Linked DNA regions of Homo sapiens: region 2 is linked to region 1. The links are chromatin loops, found by intact Hi-C in ENCODE. Cell type or tissue: endothelial cell of umbilical vein. All regions are shown on one strand. Links, peaks and the distances in the headings refer to the core of each region. The heading gives the core; the rest is flanking DNA. Region 1 has its middle 640 kb from the start of MIR4465. Region 2 overlaps LOC105378029 (a long non-coding RNA gene).

What was found. A loop is a pair of places that touch in the nucleus more often than their neighbours do. Peaks named below come from ENCODE experiments on the same cell type or tissue, not always from the same donor. Only the 100,000 strongest peaks of a DNase experiment are listed, where the experiment ranks them.
Region 2: it touches region 1 in a loop (8-fold over the local background); 1 of 110 quality-filtered maps calls a loop at or near these places.

What each region holds. Positions count from the first base shown.
Region 1 is chr6:141,321,979-141,333,326 of GRCh38, forward strand. No RefSeq gene overlaps it. Among named protein-coding and RNA genes, the nearest start is that of MIR4465, 640 kb to the left of the region's middle. In endothelial cell of umbilical vein, for the core only: no CTCF peak of the experiment used is centred there; a DNase peak (open chromatin) is centred at 4,723; H3K27ac peaks cover 1,223 bases.
Region 2 is chr6:141,447,366-141,458,713 of GRCh38, forward strand. It overlaps LOC105378029 (a long non-coding RNA gene), which reads left to right. Exons shown (of 3, transcript XR_943077.3): 3 at 1-3,641. Among named protein-coding and RNA genes, the nearest start is that of GJE1, 680 kb to the right of the region's middle. In endothelial cell of umbilical vein, for the core only: no CTCF peak of the experiment used is centred there; a DNase peak (open chromatin) is centred at 4,806; H3K27ac peaks cover 2,105 bases.

The sequences.
Region 1 (11,348 bases), core at 1,647-9,646:
TTAGCTCAAGTTGTCATCTTTATTCTCAGCAGCTTCCTACTTGACACACTTTCCTTTCAGCACTTAGAATCAGGCAACATAGAAGCCAGCTCCTCAGCCAGCACCCCACTCAGACAAAAGTCAGAACGTTGAAAGTATGGTCTAGTATTCTCTTTTCCTCCCCAGGGAAAAGACAAGAGCTCAGAGATCTCTCTCTCTCAATCATATCACGCTGTGCCTTGAGGAAGAATTATGATTAGTGCCAGGAATTTCTCTAGCAGTGTCAATGGGGCTGGTTTCACCTTCATTTGGTGGGCACTCTCAACTGGCTTTGAAATTCTCAAAGAAAGCATTAGTTCATGTGCTACTGTTGAGTTGGTGTTTACTTGGGAAGAAGGAGGGCTTGTGGTTTTTTTTATTCTACCACGTTTTAAATTCATTTTAAGTGGCTAATTTTATCATTCATTTTTCAAACTAACATTTAGAGAGTATTCCACCCACTGTTTATTAAATCAAACTAGTGAAGTTTTTAGAAATGAGTCATGACTGGAAATCATTGCATTCTGCCCTATAGTTAATGGCATCCTCTAAAGTCTATCAATACTTCAAATAATTACATATGAACTGTAAAACACACTTCTAGATAATTCTCTTAAGGTTGAAAAATGCTAAAATGAGTAGTCTACCTAAAACATGCTGGTTATATTACATGATAATTTTTATATAGGTCTTTATTCGGCTCTTTATTGGTAATTCATATGAAAGGAAATTAAATATTAAGAGAAATATTATTTTTTCTGAAAATAAATTCAGGGAAAGAAATAAGGCAATAAATTCTCTAATTGTTTTTGTAGCTAGAGTCCTAAATAATACAAAAACTGGAGTAATACAATTTTTAGTGCTATGAAAATGCATAGTTTAAGAAACAATTTTTCTATTAAAATGTTTCCAACAGCTTTTAAAATGTTTTCATTAAAAGTTAGTATTATTTTAGGCCAATCGTAAAACCATTATGCCCTATATTTATAATCATGTATAATATAAAGTAGAAAGTAAAACTTGATCATTTAGGAGATCTAGCTTGGTCCTGGAATTTAAATCAGCCAAGTAAAGTCTTCTAAACATGTGTATGAGTTGTAGAAAATGACCATAAGAAACTTACATGGCAAGATACTAGAAGGGTTAGGGGAAATTACAGCAATACTAAAGGAATAATATTTTAGCCAAAATAAAGGAGCAAAGTCAAAAAGTGGCTTAAAAAGTATAAATTATTCATGATGTAGGTGGAATATAAAAGATAAATAGATATAAATATAGGACACAAAATATGTAATAATAACAATTAAAATTAAACAAAAGAATGTAATGTTGGCATTTTAACTATGTTAACCTAAGACTATTCACCAATCAGAAAATAAATTTAAGTGTATTCTGATTTAATGATTCCATATGTTTATGATTTCTTAGTGGTTTCTTTTTAATATTCCCATCCAAGGGTCTGCCAGTGAACACCAAATTGTCCTTCTGGCTATCAATTGACAAGGCCCTCAGCCAATGAAACATCATTAGATTGCACTGTTATATCTATGGAATAATGTTACTGATCCTTAGGGCACAACATTGTTTTTTGCAGCTTGCAAACTCTGCTATTTTTTTCCCAAATGGAAGCTTTCATGGGGTCATGTATATGAGAAAAATTTTTTTTTACATGTTCTTGTTTTCAGCCCAAAGGGTTTGTTCTTTGTTTAGAAGCTTTCAAAGGTTTTTACTCCTCTAGGGAGATCCTCTTTCATATTTCTATATGAGTCTTTTAGAATTTTCAGGAATGGGCCTGGAGAGAAGAGAGATAGAAGGAAGGAGAAAAGAAAAAACTCATTTATTTAAATAAAATATTTCGAAAATGTGATTCTAAACATTCAGTTCACAATATATTCCACAAACTCACCTTTTTTTCTTTTTTTTTTCAGTTTTGGTAAGAAAATAAACTGACAAACCCAGCTTCTTAACTGCTTAGTGGTCTACTGAGGTTTGGATGAAACAGAGAGAGAATAACATGAAGAAGTACCAGCTGCATTCAAATATATTTGTTGTCAGGGTAGTTACAAAATTTATTTTCATGGAGCTTCTGAAATATAACTCTAGTATATAAGGGGTATACTAATGTAAAATGCCAAATTTAAAATGACATTTGCAGATAATAATTAAAAAGAAAATTGATGTGTATTTCTATTTTGGATTTATTTATTAAATTTTAATTAACTGAAATCAGAAATAACCAATAACATTAAATCATTTACAGCTCGGTAATACTGGATAAACACAGTTTAGATCTCTGTAATACTGGGTGGCCATGGACCACCCCACACCCAGCTGCCAACTCAACCCTCAAAATAGGAGAAAATTTCCAACTATTGCACTGTGGCAGAGCATAGTATCTTGTGGGAGAACAATATAAATTTTAAAATATTTTTAAAACTCTCATACTAAAACCAAACAAGGACAGAAAATGAAAAGAAATCTCATTTATAAACTCAATATAAATAAATCCTAGATGAAGGAAGCATAAGTCAGCTGCATATCAAAGAATAATGTGTGATATACAAATGCAGTGCCTTCCTATTCATTGCTAGTGCTATTGCACATTACTTTTTAGTGGCCAAAAGTAACAGAGAGAGTAGTTCAGTTGTAGTCCCTGCCTGGTGGAATCACAACATTCTCAATTCACATGACAAGCCATCCAGGGAATGAAATCCCCTATCTCCCAATATATGTGCTAGTCTTGGCAATAAAACACACAGGTAGAGAACAAAACAAATGGGGATCTAGTAAAAGTGTTTTGTCTATTTAAAGTTTCTTTACAGAGTTACTAAGAAAAATGACAGGTCAAAAGAACCACATATGCTTGTTTGAATTGACAGTTATTCAAAACCACAACTTCCATATTCTTTTTTTTCCTCTTTTGAAGTCAACTCAATTTCAAACCAGTACCTACTACAGGTAAACCAGTACCTACTACAGGTAAACCAGTACCTACTACAGGTAAACCAGTATAACACCCAGCATATTTCCCAAATGCTGTCCACCATCATGCCCATGTCATTACAATAGAGTCTCCTTTGGCATTTCAACTCAGGCTATTTACTATGAGCTTCTTTTCTTTTAACCTCTATTCATTAAGCACATCTTACTCTTGCTGAAACAGTAATTATTACCATTCACATGAAGAACAAGACAATGTCATCAAATCTGGCATTACTATTTAGTTTGTACTTTCAGAAATAATCAATGCTTTAAAGATAACATAAGAAGAATAAAATTTGGAAAAGAAGAGATGAACATTCATGGTAGAAATCTTGAAAAACAAAAGTGAATCAAGTGAATGGGAAATAGAAATAAGTCAAGAGTTCATCAGGTTACCACGTACAAGATCAATAAACTAAAGTTAATTGATTTTTGTATAATATTTACTGGGAGTAGAGTTACCATAAAATGCAAAATGCTCCATTACATTTGAATTTAGCATAACCAATGAATAAATTACTGCTATAAATGTAACCTACATATTGCATGGGACATAATTATATAAAAAATTATCCTTTGTTGCTAAATATGTCAATCTTAATTGTGAAAAATATCATATATACTTATGAATATATGAACATATTTTGAAATATACATGTTTGTATAAAAATAAATACCTGTGTCCGCGCCCCACACACAGCTTAAAAAATAGGACACTGACAAACATTTTAAATTTCATTCTTTGCTTTTATAAATATTATAACCTCATCTCTCCACCTTTAGATGACCAATATACCAAAATAATTATTTTCATGCTTTTTAATATCAGCTTACCAGACTCAAATGTATTTCTACATAATGTATTATTCACATTTACCTGTTTATAAAAATATTATAATAATGTTTTGTACTGGTTATATTATTGATTAATTTTTGGTGAAATCATTCATACATACTGAAGCATGCTCCTGTATTTCATTATTCCATGCAATCCAACATATACTTTGAACATACCAAAAGTTATTAATGTACTATGCTGCTTATAAGAATATGCAATTTATGATTTATTTGGAATATATTATTTTACTAAGTTTTATGCAAGACTGTATATATTATATATTCATAATATACAATATATAAAATCCAAGGTATACATATACATACAAATTTATATCTATATCTATAATTTTATATACAGTATCTTCCCCCCTTATCCATGGGGAATACCTGCCAAGACCGCCAGTGGATGCCTGAACTGTAGATAGTATTAAATCCTATATATACTCTTTTTCCTGTAGATACATATCTATGATAAAGTTTAATTTATACATTAGGCACAATAAAAGATGAACAATAATAAAAATAGAATAATTATATACATGAATAAATGTTATGGGAACGGGGTCTCTTTCTCTTTTTCAAAATATCTTGTCGTACTGCACACTTAGATGTGTAGTATAATAAGATATTTCCTTGTTATGATGTGAGATGACACAATGCCTATGTGATGTGATGAAGTGAGGTGAATGAGGTAGGCATTGTAGCATTAGGTTACCAGTCACCTTCTTACAATAGTCACAAAGAGATCATTTGCTTTGAGTGATCCTGCATCATCGAGCTGTGATGATGTTGATGATGCGGATGACTAATAGGCAAGTAATGTACGCAGCATGGATACACTAAATGAAAGAATGACTCATGTCTCGGGTGGGACAAAACACCCACGACATGAATCATCACATGGTACAGTGTTTCTTCAGGGTATTCAGAATGACACACAATTTAAAACTTACAAATTGTTTATTTATTGAATTTTCTATTTAAAAATTTCAAACTGCAGTTGACTGTGGTAAACTTAAACTGGAGAAAGTGAAACTGGGTAAGAATACGTTTTGCATCTGTGTATCCTGACAATTTCAAGGAACACACATTAAAATTAGCTTATTAAGGTATGCACATGTTTAACTTTATTGGATATTATCTTAGTATGTTCAGGCTGCTGTTAAAAGAAAAACAAAAGCTGGGTAGCTTACAAATAACATACATTTATTTTTTACAGTTCTGGATGCTGGGAAGCCTAAGATCATGGGAAAGGTAAATTTAAAGTCTGGTTAGAGTTCACTTTCAGGTTTATAGATGGTGCCTTCTAGCTGTGTCCTCACATGATGAAAGGGGTTAGTGGTCTCTTTGGGGCCTTTTCAAAAGGCACTATGGAACCACACACACAAACACACACACACACACACACACACACACACACCCTGGAATAGCCAAGGCACTTGTGAGAAAAAGAACAAAGAGTTATTACATTACTAGATTTCAGACTATGCTATAAAGCCATAGTAATTAAAACAACCAACATGGTATTGGAAAAAAAAATACACACTGACCAGTGGAACAGAATAAAGAGCCCAGAAATGAACCCACCCATGTAGGATCAGCTGACTTTCAACAAAGGTGCCAAAAATACGCTATTGAAAAAGGACAGTCTCTTTAATAAATTGTCTTGAAAAAATATGACTTCCATAGGCAGAAGAAAGAAATTAGACCTTTACCTCACACTATATAAAAAATCAACTCAAGATGAATTAAAGACTTAAACATAAAACCAAAAACTCTAAAAGTACTAGAAAAAAAACAGGGGAAAAACTACACGACATTGGTCTGAGCAATATTTTGTATTTGACTCCAAAAATGTTGGTAACAAAAGCAAAAATAGACAAATGGGATTACATCAAACTAAGCAGCTTCTGCACAGCAAAGGAAACAACTATGTTGACGTAATTGTTAATCTAAACACTAGGAAAATGCAAATTAAAATTACAGTGAGATATAATCATACTTCTATCAGAATGGCTTTTATCATAATGACAAAAGGTAAGAAGTGTTAGTGAGGATGTGAAGAAAAGGGAACCCGTCTACACTGTTGGTGGGAATGTAAATTAGTACAGTTATTATGGAAAGCACTATGGAGTTTTCACACACAAAAAAAATAGAATTATTACATGATCCAGCAAACCCACTTCTGGTTTACCTAAAATATTTGAAATCAATTTGTCAAAGAGATGCCTACACTCTCAGGTTTACTGCAGCACTGCTTGCAACAGCCAAGGAAAGTAATCAACCTAAGAGTCCATTAATAGATAAATGGATAAAGGCCAGTAGCGGTGGCTCACACCTGTAATCCCAACACTTTGGGGGGCCAAGGCGGGTGGATCATGAGTTCATGAGATTGAGACCATCCTGACCAACATGGTGAAACCCCGTCTCTACTAAAAATACAAAAATTAGCTGGGCGTGGTGGTGTGTGCCTGTAGTTCCAGCTACTCAGGAGGCTGAGGCAGGAGAATTGCTTGAACTCAGGAGGCAGAGGTTGCAGTGAGCTGAGATCGCACCACTGCACTCTAGCCTGGTGACAGTGAGACTCCATCTCAAAAACAAAATAGATAAATGAATAAAGAGCATTTGGTATAGATTCGCTATGGAATACTATTCAGCCTTAAAAAAGAAGGAAGTTCTATCATTTACAATAACATGGATAAAATTGGAGAACATTGTTCTAAGCAAAATCAGTCAGGCACATAAAGACCACTATTGCATGTTCTCACTTATATGTGGTATCCAAAACAATCAAACTCATAGAGGCAGAGAATGGAATGGTGGTTATAGATGTTGGGGTGTGGGGATAATGGGTTTATGACTGTCAAAGGATATGAAATTTTGGTGAAGCAGGAGGAATATGTTTTCCATTTTTAGAGTTCTAGTGCACAGCACAATAAACATAGTCAATAACATCGCACATTTCAAAATTGTTAAGGGAGTAAATTTTAAATGTTCTACTCACAAAAAACTTAAGTATTTGAGGTGATAGATATGTTAACTAGCTTGATTTCATTATCCCACATTGTATCCATAAATTACAACATCACATTGTACCCCATAAATTTATACAATTATAAGTTGTCAATTTACAATAATAAAAATAAATATAAGGCATTAATATCATTCATGAGGGTTCTACCTCCATGGACCAATCACTGACCAAAATCCCAATTTTCTTTTGAAAAGACATAAAAATTGAGCCTGTAGCCCCAGAGCAAACTCTCACTCCTTCCACCACAAGAGGACACAGACACATCTAGAAGGTGAAATTATAAAGGCACTAATGTCACTAATGAATGTTCTACACTCATGACCTAATCGCTTCCCAAAGTTCCCCCAATTTCCAAATATCATCACCCTTGGGGTAGAATTTAAACATACAAGTATTTAGTTTATTGGAAATAATTAACTTTATTTTTCAAAACTTTTTGCATCAATTTACACTACTAATACATTTGTGTTAGTGAATGTTGTGCCACATCCTCAATATCACATTTCTTCATGCAACAATATTTATTGAATGCCTTTTATATACCAGGCATTGTTTTAATTACTAGTTTTCTTTAAATAAGCTTTTTATTTTAGGATAGTCCTAAATTTACAGAAAAGTGACAAAAATAATACAGACAACTCTAGTTTTTCCTTCTCCCTTGTTCTCCTCAGAGACACATATTTTAAGATCTGCCAATGTGGTAAACATAAAATGGTATTTTATTTTATTTAGATTTTCCCTAAATACTACTATGCTAAGATATCTTTTGTAAGATACCTTACACAAAAGATACCTTAGTATAGTAGCATTTAGTATTCAGTATATATATACACACACAAAAAAGATATCTTAGTATAGTAGTATTTAATATTTATGCATTTTATGACTTGAGACTTAGTTCTATTGGTTTGTCTTTTTATTCTTCATTTATGAAATTATATAAAGAATATAAATCTTTTTCAGTTAACTTTTTGCAACACCTTTTCCTGGTTTATCATCTTTTTTTTTAATTCTGTGTTTAAAAAGTTTTAAATATTTGTCTCTCCATATTATTATCATGAACACATTTTCTAATGCTGAATAAACCTTGCTTATCTGAAATAAACTAACCGACCATGATGTACCACGTTGTATATTTATGGAAATATTCAGTTTGTTAATATTTGTTAAGTATTTTCATCTATATTTATGAGTGTCCTTGTCTGATGTAGGTGCCGAGGATGTTAGCAACATGTAAGTTGGAGAGTGTTTACTTTGCTGTACGTAAGATTAAAAGTACTTGCTTCTTGAAAATTTAATAGAATTTGAATTTAAAATGATCTAGGCTTTTTTTGTGTGGGGGGGGAGATTTTAAACCCAATACTACAATTCAGATATCCTACCTTTTTTCATGAGCATATTTTGGTTATTTACATTTTCTCAAATCTTTAATATTTTACCCATTTTATAATATATTGAAATGTAGTTATTTATATTATATTGCTATCTTTTTTATGATAATATATTTTAAACTTTAAAAAGTATTTCCAGTATTTATCTTCTGCTTTGTACTTTGTCAGTTGGTCATATAAATGATAGGTTGCTCAGTGTTATTATTCTTTCCAGACAATAACATTTTAATATCATTGATGTTTTTAATGATAATTGTGTTTCACTTATTTGTGCTCTTATTTCTATCCTTCCATATTATGTGAATTATCTCTTTGTTTCATTTTAGTATGCCAACTCTTTAAGTTAGATACCAGCTTATTCATGTTTAACCTTTCTTTTTAATGAAGGTATTCAACAGTATGTATCTATTTATCTGTAAATATTTCTGTAGCTGCATTAACATGCATTTTTGTGTATAGTATTTTTATCACTCCATTCTAAGTGTATTTTTATATTCAAACCCATTATGACTTGACTTACAAATTATTTAGATGTGTGTTTTATTAAAATGTAAATTGTATAAGCTCTTATAATTTTTTTTCTATTCATTATATTTAAAGTTGTCATGGCCAGTAAACGTGATATGTATTCTACCAAGTCCTCAAAATATGCCTGCTTTATGATTTAGAATGTGATCAATATTCTAGAGTGCACCATGATACCAAAAGAAATATGTAATGACATGTGTTTTTGTGTTTGAAAGAGAGAGAGAGGGATAGAGAAAAACTATGTCTGTCTATTGTGTATGTTGCTATTGGTCTGCTTGACATTTGACTAACCAAGAGAAATAACATAAACACTCACCATTATTATGAATTTCTCAACTTATCTTTCTACTTTGGGCTCTATTGAAGCTATTTATTAAAGGAATGTTGGTGAATATATGTGGATTTCTTTTATTCTATTTTCACATTTTATTTCTCCCACATTTCTCTCACTTGCCCTCTTCATGCTTCATGTTTCTTTCTTTCTATCGGATTCATTCAGATTTTTTTAATGGTTTCCTCTTTTATCTTTCTCCTCATTATGAGATCGATTTCTGTTAACTTAGTGATTACGTTTAAAATTACCTTATTTATATTTAAGATTCCTATAGACATTCTTCCCCTTTCCCCAGCCAAATACTTTAGAATTATTTGAATCAGAATGCCACATTTAGTGTGTTGTTCATTAAAATAACTCCACAGTACAAAAACTATTTTATTATTATAAAATCAGTTTTGGTTATACACACACATATATATACACATATATATGCATATATATACACGTATATGCATATATATACACGTATATGCATATATATACACATATATGCATATATATACACATATATATGCATATATACACATATATATGCATATATATACACATATATATGCATATATATACGCATATATATATGCATATATACATCTCTCTCCACAAATTTACCATTTAAAAAATAACCATTTAGTATCTCAGGTTCTTTTACTATGATCATTTTTCTTCTTTCTGATGTACATTTTAGAACTATCTTTAATGATGATAATATTTTTGTTGGAAAAATGTCTGTAATTTGTTCCACATGGTAAATGATATGTAGCTGAGATTACACCTCTTAGCTGACAGTATTTTTTTCTCAGTATTTTCTGTATCTTGTTCCATTATCCTCTACACTTGCTGTAGACATTCTACTGTCAGTTTTTATTTCTTTGTAGAAAACATTTTTTCTTACTCCTTTTAATTTCTAAACATTTTATTTTCCACAGATATTGAGAAAATAATTTTTTATTAAAAATAATAAAATAACATATCTTCTTTATCTGTAGTGTTTTCCACTTTAAGTCTCATAAGTCTAAATATGTATTTCTCACTCACCCTTCTTGGGTAATTTTTGTTTAACCAAAAGATAATGATTCCCAGTTGAAGGAAATTCAAAGTCTGGAAATGAAGAAGATATTAATACAATATTTATACTTCTATATTATATAATTGGTTTAATGCTATTTAGCATTATTTTTAATATTTAAACAGAATCAATTTTAAAATTTTATTTTTAAATTTTAGAATAAAATTTAAATATTATTTTGAATGTTGTGAAGGTGAATATAGCAACTTTGCTCTGTAGAACAGGGTAATAGAAGGAACCTCATATAGATAGATTCATTAGACAGGATTTTCAGCATCTCTCCCTTGGAAATTAGAAACTGGACATGAGATGCCTCAATATCATTGACAAGATTAATACATTTTTGTATAAATCTAATTGCAGCCATGGGAATAGATTAGAGTTCCTAAAAACTTCTGCAGAGTAAAAAGATAGGGCCTCTAGGAAAGAAGTGAGGATTCATAGGACTACAGAGTGAAAAGGGAGTTAAAAGATCTGGCAAGAAATAAACTAAGAGAACATTATATCCATCAAAGAAAAGAGAAGAGAGATTTTTTATCAAGGCAGGGAATATTCAAAGGGAGGATATAAAGCAAATAAAGACTGGGAGGCTCTTTTTGACCTACTTCTCAGGAAAAATTCTTTTGATTTGAGTAGAAAATTCTAGGTGGATAATAAAAACAAAAATGTGGGTTTTTTAGATAAACAGAAATGTTGTACATCATGTACAAATCTTCAAATCTGTTCATTACTTTACAAAGATATATCTTCCCAAGTGTGACCTGTGGGCCAGCAACATGTGTAAACTTAGAAATAGAAACTTTTTGGCCCCATTCTAGAACAAAAAAAACGCATGAGAAAATCTAGGGTAGGGTCCATCCATTTGTATTTTAACAAGTTATTTAGGTGATTCTGATGCCCAGTGAAGGTAGTGAGCCCCTGCTTTAATAAAAAGCAATAACGTTTGCCTATTTTCTCAAGCAACTGTCTTGCTGTAAAATGACAAACATTACATTTTTCTCATGTTCCATGTTTAGTAAGCCATTGAAACTTTTCAAGTCTACATTTTAATATATTTTGAACTAATCTTTCACTTTCCATTTTCTATTTAATTGTCTCATTTTGGGAATGTAGCATCTTTGGCTGCCTACAATGATTATAAATTTGTGTGTT
Region 2 (11,348 bases), core at 1,592-9,591, 130 kb after region 1:
TGTTTTTTATGTTTAGATTTTCAAAATAGAGCTTGCCCATAAGGACATCTACCTACTGGGGAACATAGAATTATTTTGAAAAGTTTGTTAAGAATTGGCTGATTACTTGACCTAAGGATTTAATTCAGCATGAATACACAAAAGAAAGAAAATGTATATTTGCTTGTGTTCAAGTCTGAAATTAAGCTTTGGTCTACGGTTAAATTAATACAGCCCTGAGAACACCTTGTCTTAACTTCCTAAAAATTAATTTTGAGAAATAGATTTAATAGTACCAAGGTACATTGTTGTTATAATGAAGAAGGCGAGAATAGTTTTTATTACCTTAATTGACGCGCTTTTATAAAACGTCATTTGCATCTGGATTCTAAAGGGAACGTGAATTATTTTTGCACGATTATGATTTGGAGTAATATTGAAATATTAAAAAAATTCATCCTTTTATTCTTAATTGAATTCCAATGCAGTAACTTCAAAACAATGGAAATAGCATGAGGCCAGAAAGGGGAAAGGGAGTAGTTGACACTTTGCATACCACCAGTAACATGGAATAGGAGGGATGCTACAATTATAGGATGCTACTAAATATGAAAATTTATTCATTAATTCAGCATTTGTACACTGAGCATCTACTATGTGTCAGCTATCAAGTATGTAATGATGAGCGAAGAAAAAAAAACAAAAAACAATAATCAACCCAAAAAGTAATACTGTCATGTAGATTATAGCATTAAGATTATCCAAAACTTAAACATTCTACAAATAGATGTGAAATTAATTACAAGTGTTAAAGTGTTATTACTGCTACAAAAGAAAGGTAATGTTTTGCAAGATCATAGAATAGTCAACTTAACCTTGTAGAAAGATCAAGGAAGTCTTCCCAAGGAATTAAATGATACTTTCATTATCTTTGCTTTACCTGTGAAGAGCTGAAGTACAGTTAAATAACTTGCTAAAGTTTTCACAACTGCTAAGTGATAAAGACAGGACTGGGATCCATGCACTGGTGCCAGAGCCTACAATATTAACCCCTCTAATATACTGTCCGCCACTGAATTCCTTACTATAATGTCAAGAGTTTATTAGGCAAGCTTCATCAGGTTGACTAAGCAATGGTCATCAAGGGAACAGTAAAGAGAGGTTAGGAGAGAGGAATAATTAGAATTATAATAACTCAAATATGCAGCAACCTCACGAATTAGGAAAGGAAAAGAAAAAGAAAAATAAATAAATGTATAACTAGCCTTGAATCTAGTTTATGGAAATAAGTAGTTTTCATCTAACAGTCTGCATAGGAAACTACATAAGCTCAATTCACAGAATGAAGATAAATGATTATTAAAAATAATCCTCATCTATGACAGAATACTTTGTGCCCACTCCCAATCATATCATTTAAAGCTAAATTACCAAAAGCATGTCATTTGTCTTTGAATTTCAGGTTTATTAACTGTATAATGGCAATTGAATTACCTTTCCTGGAATTAAAGGTAAACAGTCTTTTCCCCACATTATTCTGAAATTGATTTTGCTTTGAAGATAACATGTACACTTACATTGTGTTTCTGTTTCATGAAAATCTATTGTTAATGCTAAATATTTTAAAATAATGTTTTCATTCATTAATTCAATGAATACTTAGAAAATTCTATTGAAGATACTGGACAAAATTAAGAGAGGCATAATTTTGGAGCTTACATTCTATAGGAGGAGAAAGAAAATTAACAAGTAGACCAAGCCATGTATAAATACAATTTATGTTTATAATTGAATATGGAACATGCAGAAGCCATTCTCAAATGGATAACTCTAGTCTGGGTGGAAATCAAACATTTCTTGCCCAATGTACCAATGAGACTGTACCATAATAATGTGTAAATATTCCTAATATAAATAATAGTATAAGTAATATTTGCTTCAGTGCTTCAATTTCTTAATCAAATACACTAAAGAATAATTGTGGATCTTTAATTTCTACATTTTACATTTACTTTGCTGAATAATTATTATATTTATAATATTACCAATATTTAATAACCTACTCTACTGTAGTAGGGCTTCTACGGTAGGAAAGCTAAGATTGTAAATCCTATTATAAAGTTTTGTTTTTCCCTTAAGCAAAACAACTCCTATTTTTTTTGTGTAAACTCATTTTTCTACAATAATTGGATGTTTTAAAGAGACATAGTTATTCTTCTGGTATTTTCTATTTTATTTTTTCACTGCAAATTCATCACCTCATTCTGTTGACTGGATCAAATTTATTATTAATGTATCACCTGGGCTGTCAGTAATTTTTAACATGTCAATATTTTCCAGTATTTCTAGTAAGTATGCTTTACCAGAAACATACATATTTTATAGTTTTTCTTTGCTTCTTAAATTTTCCTTTATTTATTTTCAGAAGTCTTTGTCTTTCTTTTCACTGAGAAAGTCAACCATGGTTTATGGGTCAGCTTAATTTTTTACTTAAAGGAGGTCTTTCCTAATTACCTAATTTAAATTGATATCCACTCAGATTGTTCTGTTTTATTGTATCCTAATGTTTTCCTTCATCTGTCACATTTCAAAAGTATTGCTTATGTAAGTCCTCAAAAGTATTGCTTATGTAAGTGTTTTAGCATACACTTTTCCTACCACTTGGAGTCTCATGGTCCCAGTGACTACGTGGGTTTTGTTCACTGATACATGCCCAGTTTTTAGCACAGTGCCTTGTACAGAGTATGAAATATTTTTCCTGTAAAGAAATGAGTGTTGGATGTTACAGTCTGTGATAATAAGGAAAATCCTGCCCTTCATTTGTTACTTTCTCTTGCATAAGAAATACTTCACTATTATTTACCTTAATTCTTATCTCAATTCTAATATGCATGCTGGTTTGTGCCATTGCTAAGCTCTTTTAATTGCAAAAGACAAGAATATTTGTTTTTAACAGAGTAATTTGTTATGATTCCACATCCTCCAACAGTGTCATGGTACAAACATAAAATATAATAGAGAACAATGACCAACTTTTATCTCCTTATTCTAGTTTTTATCTCCTTGTGAATTAATTTTAGAACTCAAAACTTAGATAAAAGTATCTATGGAGATTTCTTCCTTTTCATTTTACTTTACCTAATTTTATTGGCTTGAAAGACCTCATTGTGCTTAATTAATATCAGTGATCAAATCTATTATGTTCACTTTCACTATGTAGGTCTTTAAGGGGTACCAACCACTCAAATAGTCAAAAAGTCCATGTATAACTTTTGACTAACCCAAAGAGTTAACTACTAATAGCCTATTATTGACTGGAAGCCTTACCAATAACATAAACAGTCAATTAACACATATTTTCTATGTGATATGTATTAGATACAGTATTCTTACAATAAAATAAACTAGAGAAAGGAACATATTATTAAGAAAATCATATGAAAGAGAAAATATGTTTACTATTAAGTGGAAGTGGATCATTACAAAAGTCTTCATCTTTGTCATCATTTTGAGTTGGCTGAGGAGGAGAGGAAGAGGAAGGATTGGTTTTGCTGTCCCAGGGGTGGCAGAGGGGGAAGGAAATCTGCATATGAATGCATTCATGCCATTCAAACCTATGTTGTTCAAGAGACCACTGTAAATTAAAAAGGCATCAGATTTTTTCCCCTTGTTTCAATCTTTTCTCCTATGCCTACAAATAAGATGTGATAAATGTTAGACTAAGTGATCTAAATAACATGAGCACTGGCCAAGGATATTACTTATAACATGTGATGAACTTACACACATTTTAAAAATTATTTTGTTTTACTCTGTCTGAGATTTGATTGCCACTTCACCCCACCCCCTCACCTTAAAATGCTTGTACCAAGGGAACTGGAGTCAGGGAACTGAAAAGAGTAAAGTATAGAAGGAAGAAAAGTCACTCTAAGAGTTGTTGTTGTTGTTGTTGTTTGCTTATTTGTTTGCTTAGAGACAGGGTGTTGCTCTGTCACCCAGGCTAGAGTATAGCTGTGGGATCATGACTCACTGCAGTCTTGAATTCCTGGGTGTAATTGATCCTCCCACCTCAGCCTCTTGATTAACTGGGACTACATGCACACATCACCATGCCCAGCAAATTTTTTAAAAATACATTTTTTTGGTAGAGATGAGGTCTTGTTATGTTGCCCAGGCTGGTCTCAAACTGCTGGCTTCAAGCAAACCTCCTTTGTCAGTTTCCCAAAGTACTGGGATTACAGGCATGAGTCACCCTGACTGGCCCTACCTAAGAGTATTTTTTAACACTGATTTCTGCTTTGAGCCACTGGGTCTTGATCCTTCTAAAGACAGTGTAGAATCTACTTGAGAATAGAATGGAATGGAATTCAATGGAATGGAATTCAGTGGAATTCAATGGAATTCAATGGAACAGAATGAATCACATAAATGCAACTGAGAATTTTCTGTCTGAAAAATGGAAGGTGGGGATTTTATAGCCATCAGATCCCATCCCTTGTTCTTTAAAGGTGTGTAAGAGTGTGCATGTGAGCAAGCTTGGCAGGCATCCAGGGAACAAAAGCACAGGAGCCCTAAGAAAGAAAGAAAAACTTAGGCTTTGTGAATCTGTCCCTGTGTGCAGCTGGAGGCCACAGGAACATTCAGGACACAAAGATGAGCTAAGAAGTTGTCATGTGTGGTATAAGATGTCTGGCCAACATTGTGATAGGAAAAGTAATAGATCTAATTATGGTTCATTATTAAGATTCAAGAAAAACGATAAAAAGGGACAAGAAAGAAAAAAAGCACTGATGATACCACTGCTCAGATAAAAATCATTTATAACTGGGACATTTTTTAGAATACCAGACCAGAATTCTTTCAAATTTCAAAGCAATGAGTAACAATAAATAAGTAAGCAACTGTCAAAGACCAAAGGAGGTTGAGGAGAAATGACTAAATATAATGTAATATCCTGTATTAGATCTTGGTCCAGAGAAAGAATTTTTAAAAACTGGTAAAATGTAAATAAAGCCTTTTGTTTAGTTAATAGAAATGTACTAATTGATACAGGGCTGGCAAGCCCTAAAGTGGAGCTTAGCCCAGGAGGGGGTTCTTGGCCTTGCCCAGGAAAGAATTCAAGGGTAAGCCACAGGTAGAAGTAAACAACTTTACTGAAGAGGCAGTGGTACAGCTCTATGATTGCTACTGCAGAGCAGGGCTACCCCATAGGCAGAGAGTAGGAGCTCAGGGCTGTTTTGCAGTCACATTTATACCTACTTTTAATAACATCCAGATTAAAGGGTGGTTTATGCAGAAATTTCTAGGGAAGGGGTAGTAACTCTTGGATCATTTGTCATTGCCAAGGAAAGAGGTGGTAATTCCCAGGTATTGCCATGTAACTGACATGGCACACTGGTGGACATGTCTGATGGAAAGCTTCTTCCACTGCAGCCCTGTTTTAGCTAGTTCTCAATTTGGTCTGGTGTCCAAGCCCTGGCTGTCAGGCCTCTGAGCCCAAGCTAAGCCATTATATCCCCTGTGACCTGCACATACACATCCAGATGGCCGGTTCCTGCCTTAACTGATGACATTCCACCACAAAAGAAGTGAAAATGGCCTGTTCCTGCTTTAACTGATGACATTGTCTTGTGAAATTCCTTCTCCTGGCTCATCCTGGCTCAAAGGCTACCCCACTGAGTACCTTGTGACCCCCACTCCTGCCCACCAGAGAACAACCCGCCTTTTTCCTTTACCTACCCAAATCCTGTAAAACGGCCCCACCCCTATCTCCCTTGGCTGACTATCTTTTCGGACTCAGCCTGCCTGCACCCAGGTGATTAAAAGCTTTATTGCTCACACAAAGCCTGTTTGGTGGTCTCTTCACACGGATGCACATGAAATTTGGTGCCGTGACTCAGATCGGGGGACCTCCCTTGGGAGATCAATCCCCTGTCCTCCTGCTCTTTGCTCCGTGAGAAAGGTCCACCTACAACCTCAGGTCCTCAGACCGACCAGCCCAAGAAACATCTCACCAATTTCAAATCCGGTAAGTGGCCTCATTTTACTCTCTTCTCCAACCTTCGTCACTATCCCTCAACCTCTTTCTCCTTTCAATCTTGGTGCCACACTTCAATCTCCCAATTCTCTTAATTTCAATTCCTTTCATTTTCTGGTAGAGACAAAGGAGACACGTTTTACCTGTGGACCCAAAACTCCAGCGCCGGTCATGGACTAGGGAAGGCAGCCTTCCCTTGGTGTTTAATCATTGCAGGGATGCCTGATTATTTACCCAGGTTTCAGAGGTGTCAGACCACACGGGGATGCCTGCCTTTGTCCTTCACCCTTAGCAGCAAGTTCCACTTTTCTAGGGGAGGTGCAAGTACCCCAATCCCTTCTCTCCATGTCTCCACCCCTTCTCTGCTTTTCTGGGTGAGGGGCAAGAACCCCTCAAACCCCTTCTCCTTCACCCTTAGTGGCAAGTCCTGCTTTTCCAGGAGAAAAGAACACCCAATCCCTTATTTCCGCACCCTGACCTCTTATCTCTGTGCCTCATCCCTTATTTCCATGCCCCGACCTCTTATCTCTGTGCCCCAATCCCTTATTTCTGTGCCCTGACCTCTTATCTCTGTGCCCCAATCCCTTATTTCCATGCCCCGACCCCTTTCTCAATTTTCTGGAAGGTAAGAACCCCTGAACCCCTTCCATGTCTCTACTCTCTCTTTTCTCTAGGCTTGCCTCTTTCACTATGGACAACCTTCCACCCTCCATTCCTCCGTCTCCCTTAGCCTGTGCTCTCAAGAACTTAAAACCTCTTCAACTCACACCGAACCTAAAACGTAAATGCCTTATTTTCTCCTACAATGCCGCTTGACCCCAGTACAAGCTCGACAGTGGTTCCAAATAGCCAGAAAAAGGCACTTTCAATTTTTCCATCCCGCAAGATCTAAATAATTCTTGTCTTGGACTAAAATAGGCAAATGGTCTGAGGTGCCTGATGTCCAGGCACTCTTCTACACATCAGTCTCTCCCTAGTCTCTGTGCCCAATGCAACTCATCCCGAATCTTCCTTCTTTCCCTCCTGCCTGTCCCCTCCGTCTCAACCCCAAGCATCACTGAGTCTTTCTAATCTTCCTTTTCTACAGACCCATCTGACCTCTCCCCTCCTCCCCAGGCCGAGCTAGGTCCCAATTCTTCCTCAGCCTCCACTCCTCCACCCTATAATCCTTTATCACCTCCCCTCCTCACACCTGGTCCAGTTTACAGTTAAGTTCCATGAGTAGCCCTCCACCACCTGCCCAGCAATTTACTCTTAAAAAGGTGGCTGGAGCTAAAGGCATAGTCAAGGCTAATGCTCCTTTTTCTTTATCCCAAATCAGATAGCGTTTAGGCTCTTTTTCATCAAATATAAAAATCCAGCCCGGTTCATGGCTCGTTTCGCAGCAACCCTGAGACGCTTTACAGCCCTAGACCCTAAAATATCAAAAGGCCATCTTATTCTCAATATACATTTTATTACCCAATCTGCTCCCGACATTAAGTAAAAATCCAAAAATTAAATTCCGGCCCTCAAACCCCACAACAGGACTTAATTAACCTCGCCTTCAAGGTGTACAATAATAGAGGCAGCCAAGTAGCAATATATTTCTGAGTTTCAATTCCTTTCCTCCACTGTGAGACAAACCCCAGCCACATCTCCAGCACACAAGAACTTCCAAACGCCTAAACCACAGTGGCCAGGCGTTCCTCCAGAACCACCTTCCCCAGGAGCTTGCTACAAGTGCCAGAAATCTGGCCACCAGGCCAAGGAATGCCTGCAGCCCGGGATTCCTCCTAAGCCGTGTCCCATCTGTGCAGGACCCCACTGGAAATCAGACTGTTCAACTCACCTGGCAGCCACTGGAACTCTGGCCCAAGGCTCTCTGACTCCTTCCCAGATCTTCTCGGCTTAGCGGCTGAAGACTGACGCTGCCCGATTGCCTCGGAAGCCCATAGACTATCACGGACGCCAAGCTTTAGGTAACTCTCACAGTGGAGGGTAAGTCCATCCCCTTCTTAATCAATACTGAGGCTTCCCACTCCATATTACCTTCTTTTCAAGGGCCTGTTTCCCTTGCCTCCATAACTGTTGTGGGTATTGACAGCCAGGCTTCTAAACCTCTTAAAACTCCCCAACTCTGGTGCCAACTTAGGCAATACTCTTTTAAGCCCTCCTTTTAGTTATCCCCACCTGCCCAGTATGATTATTAGGCTGAGACACTTTAACTAAATTATCTGCTTCCCTGGCTATTCCTGGATTACAGCTGCATCTCATTACAGCCCTTCTTCCCAATCCAAAGCCTCCTTTGCATCCTCCTCTTGTATTCCCCCACCTTAACCCACAAGAATAAGATACCTCTACTCCCTCCTTGGTGACCGATCATGCACCCCTTACCATCTCATTAAAACCTAATCATCCTTACCCCACTCAATGCCAATATCCCATCCCACTACATGCTTTGAAAGGATTAAAACCTGTTATCACTCACCTGCTAGAGCATGGCCTTTTAAAGCCTATAAACTCTCCTTACAATTCCCCCATTTTACCTGTCCTAAAACCAGACAAGCCTTACAAGTTAGTTCAGGATCTATGCCTTATCAACTAAATTGTTTTGTCTATCCACCCCATGGTGCCAAACCCATATACTCTCCTATCCTCAATACCTCCCTCCACAATCCATTATTCTGTTCTGGATCTCAAACATGCTTTCTTTACTATTCCTTTGCACCCGTCATCCCAGCCTCTCTTCACTTTCACTTGGACTGACCCTGACACCCATCAAGCTCAGCAAATTACCTAGGCTGTACTGCCACAAATCTTCATAGAAAACCCCCATTACTTCAGTCAAGCCCAAATTTCTTCCTCATCTGTTACCTATCTCAGCATAATTCTCATAAAAACACACGTGCTCACCCTGCCGATCGTGTTCAACTAATCTCTCAAACCCCAACCCCTTCTACAAAACAACAGCTCCTTTCCTTCCTCGGCATGGTTAGATACTTTCGCCTTTGGATACCTAGTTTTGCCATCCTAAAAAAACCATTATATAAGCTCACAAAAGGAAACCTATTTGACCCCATAGATCCTAAATCCTTTCCCCACTCCTCTTTCCGTTCCTTGAAGACAACTTTAGAGACTGCCCCCACTCTAGCTCTCCCTGACTCATCCCAACCCTTTTCATTACACACAGCCGAAGTGCAGGACTGTGCAGTCGGAATTCTTACACAAGGACCAGGATCGCGTCCTGTAGCCTTTTTGTCCAAACAACTTGACCTTACTGTTTTAAGCTGGCCATTATGTCTCCGTGCAGTGGCTGCTGCTGCCCTAATACTTTTAGAGGCCCTTAAAATCACATACTATGCTCAACTCACTCTCTACAGCTCTCATAACTTCCAAAATCTATTTTCTTCCTCACACCTGACACATATACTTTCTGCTCCCTGGCTCCTTCAGCTGCACTCATGCTTTGTTGAGTCTCCTGCAATTACCATTTTTCCTGGCCCAGACTTCAATCCGGCCTCCCACATTATTCCTGATACCACACCTGACCCTCATGACTGCATCTCTCTGATCCACCTGATGTTCACCCCATTTCCCCACATTTCCTTCTTCCCTGTTTCTCACCCTGATCACACTTTGTTTATTGATGACGGTTCCACCAGGCCTAATTACCACACACCAGCAAAGGCAGGCTATGCTGTAGTACAAGCCACTAGCCCGCCTCTTAAAACCTCTCATTTCCTTTCCATCATAGAAATCTATCCTCAAGGAAATAACTTCTCAGTGTTCCATCTGCTATTCTACTACTCCTCAAGGATTATTCAGGCCGCCTCCCTTCCCTACACATCAAGCTCAAGGATTTGCCCCCGCCCAGGACTGGCAAATTAGCTTTACTCAACATGCCCCGAGTCACAAAAACTCAAATACCTCTTAGTCTAAGTAGACACTTTCACTAGATGGGTAGAGGCCTTTCCCACAGGGTCTGAGAAGGCCACCACAGTCATTTCTTCCATTCTGTCAGACATAATTCCTCAGTTTGGCCTTCCCACCTCTATACGGTCTGATAATGGACCAGCCTTTACTAGTCAAATCACCGAAGCAGTTTCTCAGGCTGTAGGTATTCAATGGAACCTTCATATCCCTTACCATCCTCAATCTTCAGGAAAGGTAGAAGGGACTAATGGTCTTTTAAAGACACATCTCACCAAGCTCAGCCTCCAACTTAAAAAGGATTGGATAGTACTTTTACCTCTTGCGCTTCTCAGAATTAGAGCCTGTCCTCGAGATGCTACAGGGTACAGTCCATTTGAACTTTTATATGGACACACTTTCTTGCTTGGCCCCAACCTCATCCCAGACTCCAGCCCTCTAGGCGACTATCTTACAGTCTTCCAACAGGCTAGACAGGAAATTCGCCAGGCTGCTAATCTTCTATTGCCTACTCCAGATCCCCAGCCATATGAAGACACCCTAGCTGGACGATCAGTTCTTGTTAAGAATTGACCCCTCAAACTCTACAACCTCAATGGACCGGACCCTACTTAGTCATCTATAGTACCCCAACTGCTGTCTGCCTGCAGGATCCTCCCCACTGGATTCACCATTCCAGAATAAAGCTCTGTCCATCAGACAGCCAGCCTAATCCCTCCTCTTCCTCCTGGAAGTCGCAAGTACTCTCCCCTACTTCCCTTAAACTCACTCATATTTCTGAAGAACAGTAATAACCCTTATGAGCCTAATACATCCCTTCATTCTGTTAGGTCTATTCGTCCTTACCCTACTTTTTGCAACGGGGCTTTATGACGTCACCCCCACCACTTAGGCTGAGCCCCAAAAAACTTGTCATCCCTACTATTTTCTGTCTAGTCATACTCCTATTCTCCATTCTTAACTACTTATAAATGCCCTACTCTTGTTTACACTGCCGGTTTACACTGTTTCTTCAAGCCATCACAGCTGATATCTCTTGGTGCTATCCCCAAACCACTACTCTTAATTCCCTCTTAGAGTGGGTAGATGATCTTTGCAGGCAGGGCACCCTCCAATACTTCCACCCTGATGAAGTTCTATTCTTCACTTTTATACTCACTCTTATTCTCATTCCCATTCTTATGCCACCCTTTACCTCTCCCCAGCTATCTCCACCACACTATCAACCTTACCCATTCTCTCCTAGACGCTTCTAATCCCTCCTTAGCGAACAACTGCTGGCTTTGCATTTCCCTTTCTTCCAGTGCCTACACAGCTGTCCCTACTTTACAGACAGACTCGGCAACATCTCCTGTCTCCTTACACCTCTGAACTTCCTTTAACAGCCCTCACCTTTACCCTCCTGAAGAACTCATTTACT